Linked DNA regions of Homo sapiens: region 1 is linked to region 2. The links are chromatin loops, found by intact Hi-C in ENCODE. Cell type or tissue: heart right ventricle. All regions are shown on one strand. Links, peaks and the distances in the headings refer to the core of each region. The heading gives the core; the rest is flanking DNA.

Region 1 (4,874 bases), core at 1,113-3,612, 380 kb before region 2:
TACCTGCTTGGAGGTTGATTTGGAGTCTTGACCGACAGGGCTTTTGGGCCAGTCTTAAGGCAAGTATTTCTTGGCATATAATCTAATACACATGAAACCAGTTCATCCCAGCAGGAGTAGGTCTTGTCAGAGGCATTGTGTGGTAATTCTAAAACTATAAGCATTTTTCCAACAGGTCATCACTTACCTCAAAGACTTTGTAAATAGAGTGTGACTCCAGTCTTCCTATAAAATAATGAGCCCACAGTGTAAGGATTGATTTTTGATAAGCCTGGGGATATCAAATTGAGTTGGATTCACAATAGAGCAGACAGAGCTCCTGGAGCTCCTTGGAAGTGGAACAGGATTCTCAGGAGTGGGCATTGCCTGTAGACCCACTTGCATTGCACCTGAAAGGGGAAACACAGACATGAATGAAACACTTGAGTGTCCCTTCTTTGCCAGATCTGCCACTAGGTCCTTTATGTATTAGTTCATTGAAACTGATGCCATATGTAAGATTCTATACCTCTAAAAGATCAGGAAACTGAGGCTCAAGAAATAGATAACTTGCCCAAGATAATATACTGAATAGGTGGCAGAGCCAGAATTCAGATCTGGAACCATCTGACTCCACAGTATTATACTTGCCTCTCATCCTGGGACTATTATGAGAAAATTTATAATCACCTTGATCATTCTAATAAGAAATTGACATGAATAAATATATTCATTCCTCTGTGTGTGTAGATACACAGATGCTTATTGCTTACTCTAAATATTGGGGTTATTTTTTAGTTGCATCTTTTCAAAATTGTGGTAAAATATATACAAACATAAAATTTACCATTGTAACCCTTCTAAAGTGTACAGTTCAGTGGCATTAAGTACACCCACATTGTTGGCAACCATCAGTACCATCCATTCTCTAGAACTTTCTTCATCTTCTCAAATGAAACCTCTGTACCCATTAAATACTAAGCCTCCTCCCTCCTTCCCCTCTTCCAAATGTTTTGTGTAGGGTTTGATGCACATGAAGCATTAGGCATGTGAAGGAGTTTAGGCCCTGACTTCTCCCATTCATTCCTCTTTCCCTCCAGAGCTTTCACAAATAGGAAGGTTAGATCGGAGTTTTGCTGGTCAAGTGTGGAGCAGGGCATAAACGATTAATGGTGAGTAGAGTTTCCAGGAAACTGTGTTGGAGGATGAAGCTTAGAAATGAAGCCTTTTGGGGTTTTCTGCTCCCTTCTGAAAAATAGACTTTGAGGGCCCACTTAGTCCACTTACACAGCAGCCACAGAGAACCTCAAGCTGCCTTCATCCTCCCAATTGCTAGAAAGGAGAAGATAGAGGGAGGAGGAATACTTTACACAGAGGGGACAGGATGTGAAGGGAGGTTCAGGCTGACTAATGGTCACAGACCCACTAGAACCACAGTCTGGGACACCTGTGACCTGAGACATACAATCTATCTCCTAGTAAGACATGGCCCAGGGAACACCAGGCGCCTCCCTCCCCGTCCCACCCCACAGCAGGTGTCCTCACTCTGTATTCCCCTCTCATGGCAGGGAACAGCAAATCCTGTCTGCTTTGGAAACATGAACAGGGATGATAAATATTCTTGAGCATTTGAGCTATGCCAAGAGCATGACTGAAAACCAGAAATAAACAAGAGGCCTTGAGCCAAGAGGAGGTCACAGTGACAATCTCATTATCCAAGCAAACTTCATGCTCACAGGATTTCAGGGCCTTGTCATTGTCTACCCAGAAGGAGATGGCATCATGTTCTCTCAGCACAAAAATATTTAAATTTTCTCTTTGGTCTAAATCTATATTCAGTTTGCTTTTAATTTTTCTTAATTTTTTTACAGTAAAATACAGTGCTTTATAGGAAAGTATTGCCTTATTTTGAACAAAATGACTCTAAATCCATTGTGCTACTTTTCTGTTTGCACTAATTGGCACAATCTTCAAGTAGATGCCAACAAAGCAAGCACTGAGGTTGCAGCTACTACCAAGTTACAGGAACTAAGGAAATTTTTTTCACATTTTATTTGCGTAGTGATATAATTATCTATGGTAGTTACAAATTTACATTGTTCCTATTACCAGTTTTATACTGGAGCTTTTCCAGTAGTATAAAGCATTGCTGTCCTTCATTAATTACAATACCAAACTCTTACATGGTGCTTACCATATCCCACACACTGTTCCCTATATATAACCCATTTAATTCCACAATTCTTTAAGGTACTCTTATTTGCTTCACTTACCAGATGAGGGAACTGAACTAATAAAAAAAAATTTTTAGTTTTTTAAGAGACAAGGTCTCTTAAAGACAGGGTCTTCACTATATTGCCCAAGCTGGTCTCAAATTCCTGGCCTTAAGCAATCCTCCTGCCTCAGCCTCCCAAAGCTCTAGAGCTATAGGTACGCACCACCACACCAGGCCCCAAGCAAAAATTTTGAAAGCTATTTTTTTATATCAAGAGATAGGGATATATTGTATAACACACACACATGAGTTTTTCCTCACTAGCCAAAAGTGTGTGAGTGTGTGTGTGTGTGTGCATGTATGTGAGTGTATTTTTTTTTTTAGTAGGCTTTATATTTTAGATCAGTGTTAGGTTCACACCAAAACTGAGTGGAAGGTATAGAGATTCCCCATCTACCCCGTGCCCCCATTCATGCAACTCACCCATTATTAATCTCCTTCAACAGAGTGGTACATCTGTTACAAATTATCAACCTACACAGACACATCTTGTCATCCAAAGTCCATAGTTTACATTAGGTTTCACTCTTAGTGTTGCATATTTTATGAGTTTGGACAAATTTATAGTGACATGTCTCTGCCACTGTAATGATATACTGAGTAGTCTCACTGCCCTAAAAGTCCTCTGTGCTCTGCCTATTCACCTTTCCCTCCCCGCAACCCTTGGAAACCACTGAACTTTTTCCTGTCTCCATAGATTTGCATTTTCCAGGTTGTCATAGAGTTGGAATCATACAGTATGTTGTCTTTTCAGATTGGCTCCCTTCACTTAGTAATAGACATTTAAGACTTTTCTATGTCTTCTCCTGGCTTGGTAGCTCATTTCTTTTTACTGCTGAATCATATTCCACTGGCTGGATATACTGCAGTTCATTTATCCATTCAATTACTAAAGGACATCTTGATTTCTTCCAAGTTTTGGCAATTATGAATAAAGCTGTCATAAACATCTGTATGCAGGTTTTGTGTGGAAATAATACTTCAGCTTCCTTGGGTAAATACCAAAGGGGATAATTGCTGGATCGTATGGGAAGAGGATGTTTAGTTTTGTAAGAAACCACCAAACTGTCTTCCAAAGTGGCCGTACCATTTCGCATTCCCATAAGCAATGAATGAGAGTTCCTACTGTGGCTGGTCTTACCTTCCAGTTCAGTGGAATCATTGTTGTGTCTCCTCGTGAAAGGGAGTCATGGTGTTGGCTGGGGTGATTGATCCTGACTCCCAAGGGAAAGCTGGTCTACTTTGGTTGTAGTAGACCAACCACAACCAAAGAAAGAGCATATGTGGAATACAGGAGGTCACGTGGGGCATCTCTTAGTATTACTGCATCCTGTGATTAAATTACAAAAACCCAGTCCAGCCAGGATTATTAATGTCCCAAATCCTTCAGGAATAAAATTTTGGGTCACCACACCAAAGAAGAATCACAACCAGCTGAGGAGCTTGCTGAAGGCAAAGGGAATACAGAATATGTAGTAGAAGGTTCCTCCTTCCTCCACCCATAGTTAAAAATACTGGCTACCACCATGACTACAAGATCAGTTAGGAATGTAATTGTCATGATTATTTTCTCCTATGTTGCTATGAATATGTGTGTATATAATCTTTGTTTTCCTTCCTTTCTTACTGCCTTATCATGTAACCTTAGATGTACTGATTTTATATCACAGTATTTCAGTATTGTTAACTTTACATCATAGTATCTGAGTTATGAGATACGAAGGAGAAGAGTTAAGTATCACTAAAGGACCTTACCTCCTTTCCTAGGGAAGAGGTTTGTGCGCTTTTGATTGTTTGCAGGATAGTTGTGGTATGTTAGGCAGAATTAAGACTTTTTGTTGTCTTTATTAATATGGATTGGGGAGGTATGCATGGGTACCAAGTTGACAGGGGTGGATTTGTGAAGATTAATTTTATGTGTCAATTTGAGTGGGTTTAGAGGCACCTGGATGAAACATTGTTTCTGAGTGTGTCTGTCAGGGTGTTTCCAGATGAGATTACCATTTGACTATCCATGGATTTAGTTGATTGCCCTCCCCATTGTGGCTGTCATCCACAACAGCAATCAATCAATCCATTAAGGGCCTAAACAGAACAAAGGTGGAGAAGGGAGGAATTTGCTCCCTGCCTCCTCTTTTTTACCTTCCTCACTGCTGCATCTAGGACATCTCATATCATTTTCAGACTGGGATTTACATCAATAGTTCCCCTTGTTCTCAGGCCTTCAAACTCAGAGTAAATTACACCACCAGCTTTCCTGAGTCTCCAGCCTGCAGATGACAGAGGAGGGACTTCTCAGCCTCCATAATCGTGTGAGCCAAGTCCATATAGTAAATCTTCTTTTATATCTATTGGTTCTGTTTCTCTGCAAAACCCTGACTAATACAGATTCAGCATTTGGTGTTGTCAGAGTTGTGGATTTTGGCCATTCTAATAGGTGTGTAGTGGTATCTCATTGTTGTTTTAAGTTGCACTTGCTGCATTTCCTAATGACATATGATGAGCATATCTTCATAAGCTTATTTGTCATCTGTAGATCTTCTTCAGAAGTGTCTATTATGTTCTGTGGTCTATTTTTTTAATTGGGTTGTTGTTTTCTTATTGTTGAGTTTTAAGAGTA
Region 2 (4,818 bases), core at 70-2,569:
GCCTACTGTTAACTCCTAAGGATGCTTGAGTAAGGAAGCCACAACTAACTAGCCAATGTAAGAGAAATCAACATGCATATTTTGCTAATAATTCAAAGTTCCTGAATGATACTTGGGTATTTGTTCTCCTGGTGTGGTTCACTATTAATGTCGAGAAACTACAAATAGAAAGAGAGAGAGAGCAATATGAATTTTTTTGACAAATAAAACACAATAGTTGTTTATAAAGAGTAATGTGATTTGCTGTCCAGATGTCTAATTTTTCATAATTTAATGAGTAAACGCAATGAAATGAGATGAAGTGGCACTCACTGTAAACGTCCAGCCTGGCAGTACAGGACACAATCCCTGCTTCATTCTTGGCTGACACAGTATACCACCCAGCATCTTCTTTTGTGGCTCCCTGAATGAGCAGGCAGATGTAGCCGTGGTTGTCCTGGTGCATGCTGGAGAAAAGGATAAAGTCATTAGGGTTCTAAATTTTTTAAAAGTGGCTTTGGACATGAAGCATCATTTTTAATTAGATCATTAGAAACAGAATTGTGCAAGTAGCTGATAATAGGGTCATACTTATTCTGTAGAGATTACTAGCTCCATTAAAGTTAATGGGAGAAAGAACAGACGTCAAGAGTTGAATACATCTGTGTGCTTAATTCCTAGTTGAGGATCTGCCTTTACAAAAACCACTGAATAGTCTTTTATCACTAAAGCAAATGAATTCATCTTTTCTTTTAGATAGAATGATAAACACTTTTAAGAAATCACCATTAGATCAAACACCCATAGCTTCCTTCTAAAAGCTTAATCCTACATTGGGTAACGCATGGTTTTTGTCTTTGATTGATTTCATCAAAAATCAAAACATCTATGTGGCTTTTACACATAGATTTCCATGCTATATAAAATGTATCTTTTGATACATCATTAGGACTGAACAGTTAAGGATCAGGTTCTCATTGTGCAGTCTTACCTCACTCGGTCAGTGCTGTGAGTGAGTGATTCATTTTCTTTCTTCCAAAATATCTGAGGTGGTGGCACTCCCAATACACGACATTCCAGCCGCACTGGGTACCCATCAGCAACTCCTGTGTTTTGGAGCTTCTCAATAAACACAGGGGGTTTGTGTGCTTCTTTAGCTAAGAAAACATGAGATGAATTCTCTATCAATGATATACAAAAGGAGCACTAGAAAGAATTCAGAAGGCTTTTGGAATATTGCTTGAATAGATCTTTTATGATACCATTTTTTACTCCAGGTGGTAAGATGCTAGTCCCCTCTCCAAATTATTCTTTTACCAAGCAAAGGTCTGTATACTTCATTCCGCTCATTTATTTCCTCAATTAATTCAAGTCTGATAGGCTCACACTGTCCACTGGCCATCTGCTTCACAGAATGCCTGTCTGACCAGCTGTGGGAGACTCCTAAGTCATTGCTAGCATCTGTGATGGCTTCACTACTAGTGATTATGTTACCGATCATTCACAGCCTCAACCAACTACTGCCACCTAGTGGTGCTGAGGACAAGTATTTCTAGGAATTTGACCACTTAGATTCCCTCACTGCCGTTTGCCATGTTTGCCATGAATATTCTGAATATTTGTAACTCTTAAGTGAGACATGCCATAGAATTTAAAGGGGGCAATTTAAAGGGGAGGCATCTTTATCTAAATTTGGCAGCTTTAAATAGTTACCTGTAAACTAGGAATGTATATCCTATAAATTACAAATTCCACTTTGTATTCTTTGAAGGTTATAAAAAAGCTTTATTATAACCTTGAAGGAAGGAACCCATTAAAAAAAAAAGACAACTTTAGTACTATTCTGAAAAATTCAGGACTGATTGTTAATAACACTCTGAATAATACCATCCAATGGGAAATTGTTTTCTTGGATCAGTTGTAGTAGTGGTGGAAAGTACTTCAGAGAATGAATAAGGTTTACTTATTTTCTTTTGAACTACCAACAATGAATCTGAGAATGCATTCCTTTTCCACCACTACTCCCTCATCTGGAGTGACAGATATATCACAGCAAAGCAGCTAGGAAAGAGCTCAAAAAGGATGAAAATTCTACCTGAACTTTTCAAATGCTTAATACTCTCCAACACCACGAGTTAGTTAGAAGGTTGGATTTTTATTGAATTTTACATGGTTGCCCATCCTAGGCTATTCTGGGAGAAGTGGGAACAGAAGCTCACTTTGTATTCTTTCTGGGGCTCCAGTTTTGCAAAGAACATAAAATGTATAAAACAAGTCTTAATGTCATAGCAACTCATCAGTAAGAATAACATCTACCACTTTGCAGCATTGCTGTGCAGGGTACTAGTTATGCAGAGCTTCATACACATTTTTATGATTTAATCCTTAGGAAAGCACTGTGAGGCATTATATTCCCATTTTATATATGGAGAAACTAAGTCGCAGAGATAGCTATTTGCCAAATGTCACACTAGTAAAATCGACAAGAGCCGGGACTGGAGCAGATCTGACCCCAAAGACTTTGCTTCCAATTACTGTGCATCACCGTCTTCTGACAGGAGTGCCAGCTGATGCGCACTGAGGTATCTATGTGATCAAAAGGCATATTTAACAGCAGAAAAGTGAAGTTTTAGTTTGAGGTTAGAGGAATGAAATCAATTGTAGCATGTAAGAATATAGAGTACTTTGTACAAAACTTGAAAGCATGGCTAACCTGTAGCACCACAGTCCACATATTTACCACATTTTTATGTGAAAACATCTTGGTACCATTATCAGAATCATAATCCAAGAGTTTTGTCAAGACTTCTTGGGTTTTATTCTCATTGCTACTCTATTTCTTGAAAGAGCTCAGTGACGTAGTGTGTTTAGAAGAGCACTAGGAGTCTTGTGTTAAATCTAATCATCAGCTTACTAAGTGGGACCCTGGAAAATTCAGAGAAGATTTGCTCTGATTATCTCATAAGGCTCATGTGAGGGCCAACTGATACATAATGTACATGAAGCACTTTGCATAAAGAGGTAGAAGAAATAAATGTTTTGTTATGTTCTTTCTTAAAAGAGATCAGGTACTCAACACCTAACTCTTAAGGATGGTATAAAAACCTTTCCATAAATGTGTTTTCCTTTTAGGCTTCTCAAAGCATAAGACTTCATGTAACAGCACTTTTACAGAATTTACCTACACAATAATCAGTGAAAAAGCAAATCTGAGTGTAGTTTGACAATGACTATGAGGGTAGATGACAGTGTTGTTTTAAAAACCAGGTGTGTGTGTGTGTGTGTGTGTGTGTGTGTGTGTGTGTGTGTATATATATATATATATAAATATAAAACTTTATATATAAGCAAATTCTTTGGTTCTTGGAGTCCATGCTGCTGTTACTATTTCTCTATGTAACACTAGGGGCCACTATACACACAGGAGGTCGAATGACCCAAAAGAGCTAATAAAATCTTTTTCTCTCTTTGCCAGGTTAGTGGGAGAAATGAAAGATTTCTGTTTCTGTTTTGCTAGGCCTTATAACCATGTCCTCATTGGCTATTTTGATGATACAATCTATTTTTTCAATACTTTATTTTCCGTATTGGTTAGTAATGTAGAATTAGTTTACATTTGTAAGTCTGATGTTCATTCTGTCAGAGAGCAAGGATTCACAGATGAGCCTACCAGCAACCACAAGCTCCAGGCTGAATGAGTTCTGTCCTGCTCGGTTGGTAGCTATACATGTGTAGATGCCGGCATCACGTGACGTGACTGGCTCTATGATCAGAGAGTGCACCCCGTTCTCACGCACCAGCATCTTGTGAGCACTGTCAGGGCGTACGGGCTTTCCATCTAGTTGCCAGCTTAGATCTGGGGTTGGTAACCCACTGACCTAAATCATAAAAGAAATACATGTAAATTTTTGTATTAAAACAGAGTGAAATCACTGGTAGCTAAGAAGTCTGCATAAATTCCTCCTTCAGTAGTACAAGAGGTGGCTTTTTTTTTTTTTTTTTTTTGGACAGAGTTTCACTCTTATTGCCCAGGCTGGAGTGCAGTGGCACAATCTCAGCTCACTGCAACCTCTGCCTCCCGGGTTCAAGCGATTCTCCTGTCTCAGCCTCCTGAGTAGCTGGGATTACAGATGCCTGCCACTATGCCAGCCTAATTTTTAGTATTTTCAGTAGAGATAGGGTTTCACTATGTTGGCCGGGCTGGTCTTGAACTCCTGACCTCAGGTGATCCGCCTGCCTCAGCCTCCCAAAGTGCTGGGATTACAAGCATGAGCCATTGCACCGGGCCAAGAGATGGCTTTTAGTATCAGCTCATGTTACTCTTTTGCTTAAAACTTTTGCTTTAAACTTTGGCTTCCTGAGCACTCACCAGCTTACATCTAAACAATTCTTACAGAGCAACCTAGAGAAGACCGAGATGGGATTTAAAAAATTGCTGTCATGGTCTTACCTTGCCCAGGGCTATGGAGATTAATGGGATGATATCAGCACCAGGCTCTGGGCTTCTTTGAAAAAAGATGTCCAACAATAATAACAAATACTCAGCTGGCATTTATATATAGTACTGTAAAGCTTCTCATCAAGGAGCAGCCATAGTTATGGAGAATGCATTCGTCAGCACACAGGGCTGCTATTATTATTTTATAATCCTTGAAACTGAATAACAAGAGCAATACGAAATTACCCAGAAAGCCATCTCAACAAATTACCATCACAATGGAAACATCATAAAATCTTGAGACCTTGACAGTTGTGTGGACCAGAGATCAGATAAAAGCATTTAATTGCTAATAACATGTTGTGCCGCAAAGGGTCAGGATGGTCGCCATCTGCCAGCTT

What was found. Hi-C counts contacts between places; a loop is a spot of excess contacts. Peaks named below come from ENCODE experiments on the same cell type or tissue, not always from the same donor. Only the 100,000 strongest peaks of a DNase experiment are listed, where the experiment ranks them.
Region 1: it touches region 2 in a loop (2.5-fold over the local background); 3 of 110 quality-filtered maps call a loop at or near these places.

The regions. Positions count from the first base shown.
Region 1 is chr4:169,302,513-169,307,386 of GRCh38, reverse strand. All of the region lies in intron 2 of LOC105377529 (a long non-coding RNA gene), which reads left to right. Among named protein-coding and RNA genes, the nearest start is that of SH3RF1, 34 kb to the right of the region's middle. In heart right ventricle, for the core only: no CTCF peak of the experiment used is centred there; no DNase peak of the experiment used is centred there; H3K27ac peaks cover 1,000 bases.
Region 2 is chr4:168,920,573-168,925,390 of GRCh38, reverse strand. It overlaps PALLD (palladin, cytoskeletal associated protein), which reads right to left. Exons shown (of 22, transcript NM_001166108.2): 18 at 3,650-3,857; 19 at 971-1,136; 20 at 313-446; 21 at 113-158. The coding sequence ends at 145. It also overlaps a transcript of CBR4 not described here. Among named protein-coding and RNA genes, the nearest start is that of CBR4, 87 kb to the left of the region's middle. In heart right ventricle, for the core only: CTCF peaks have their summits at 1,305 and 1,515 (motif pointing left); a DNase peak (open chromatin) is centred at 1,476.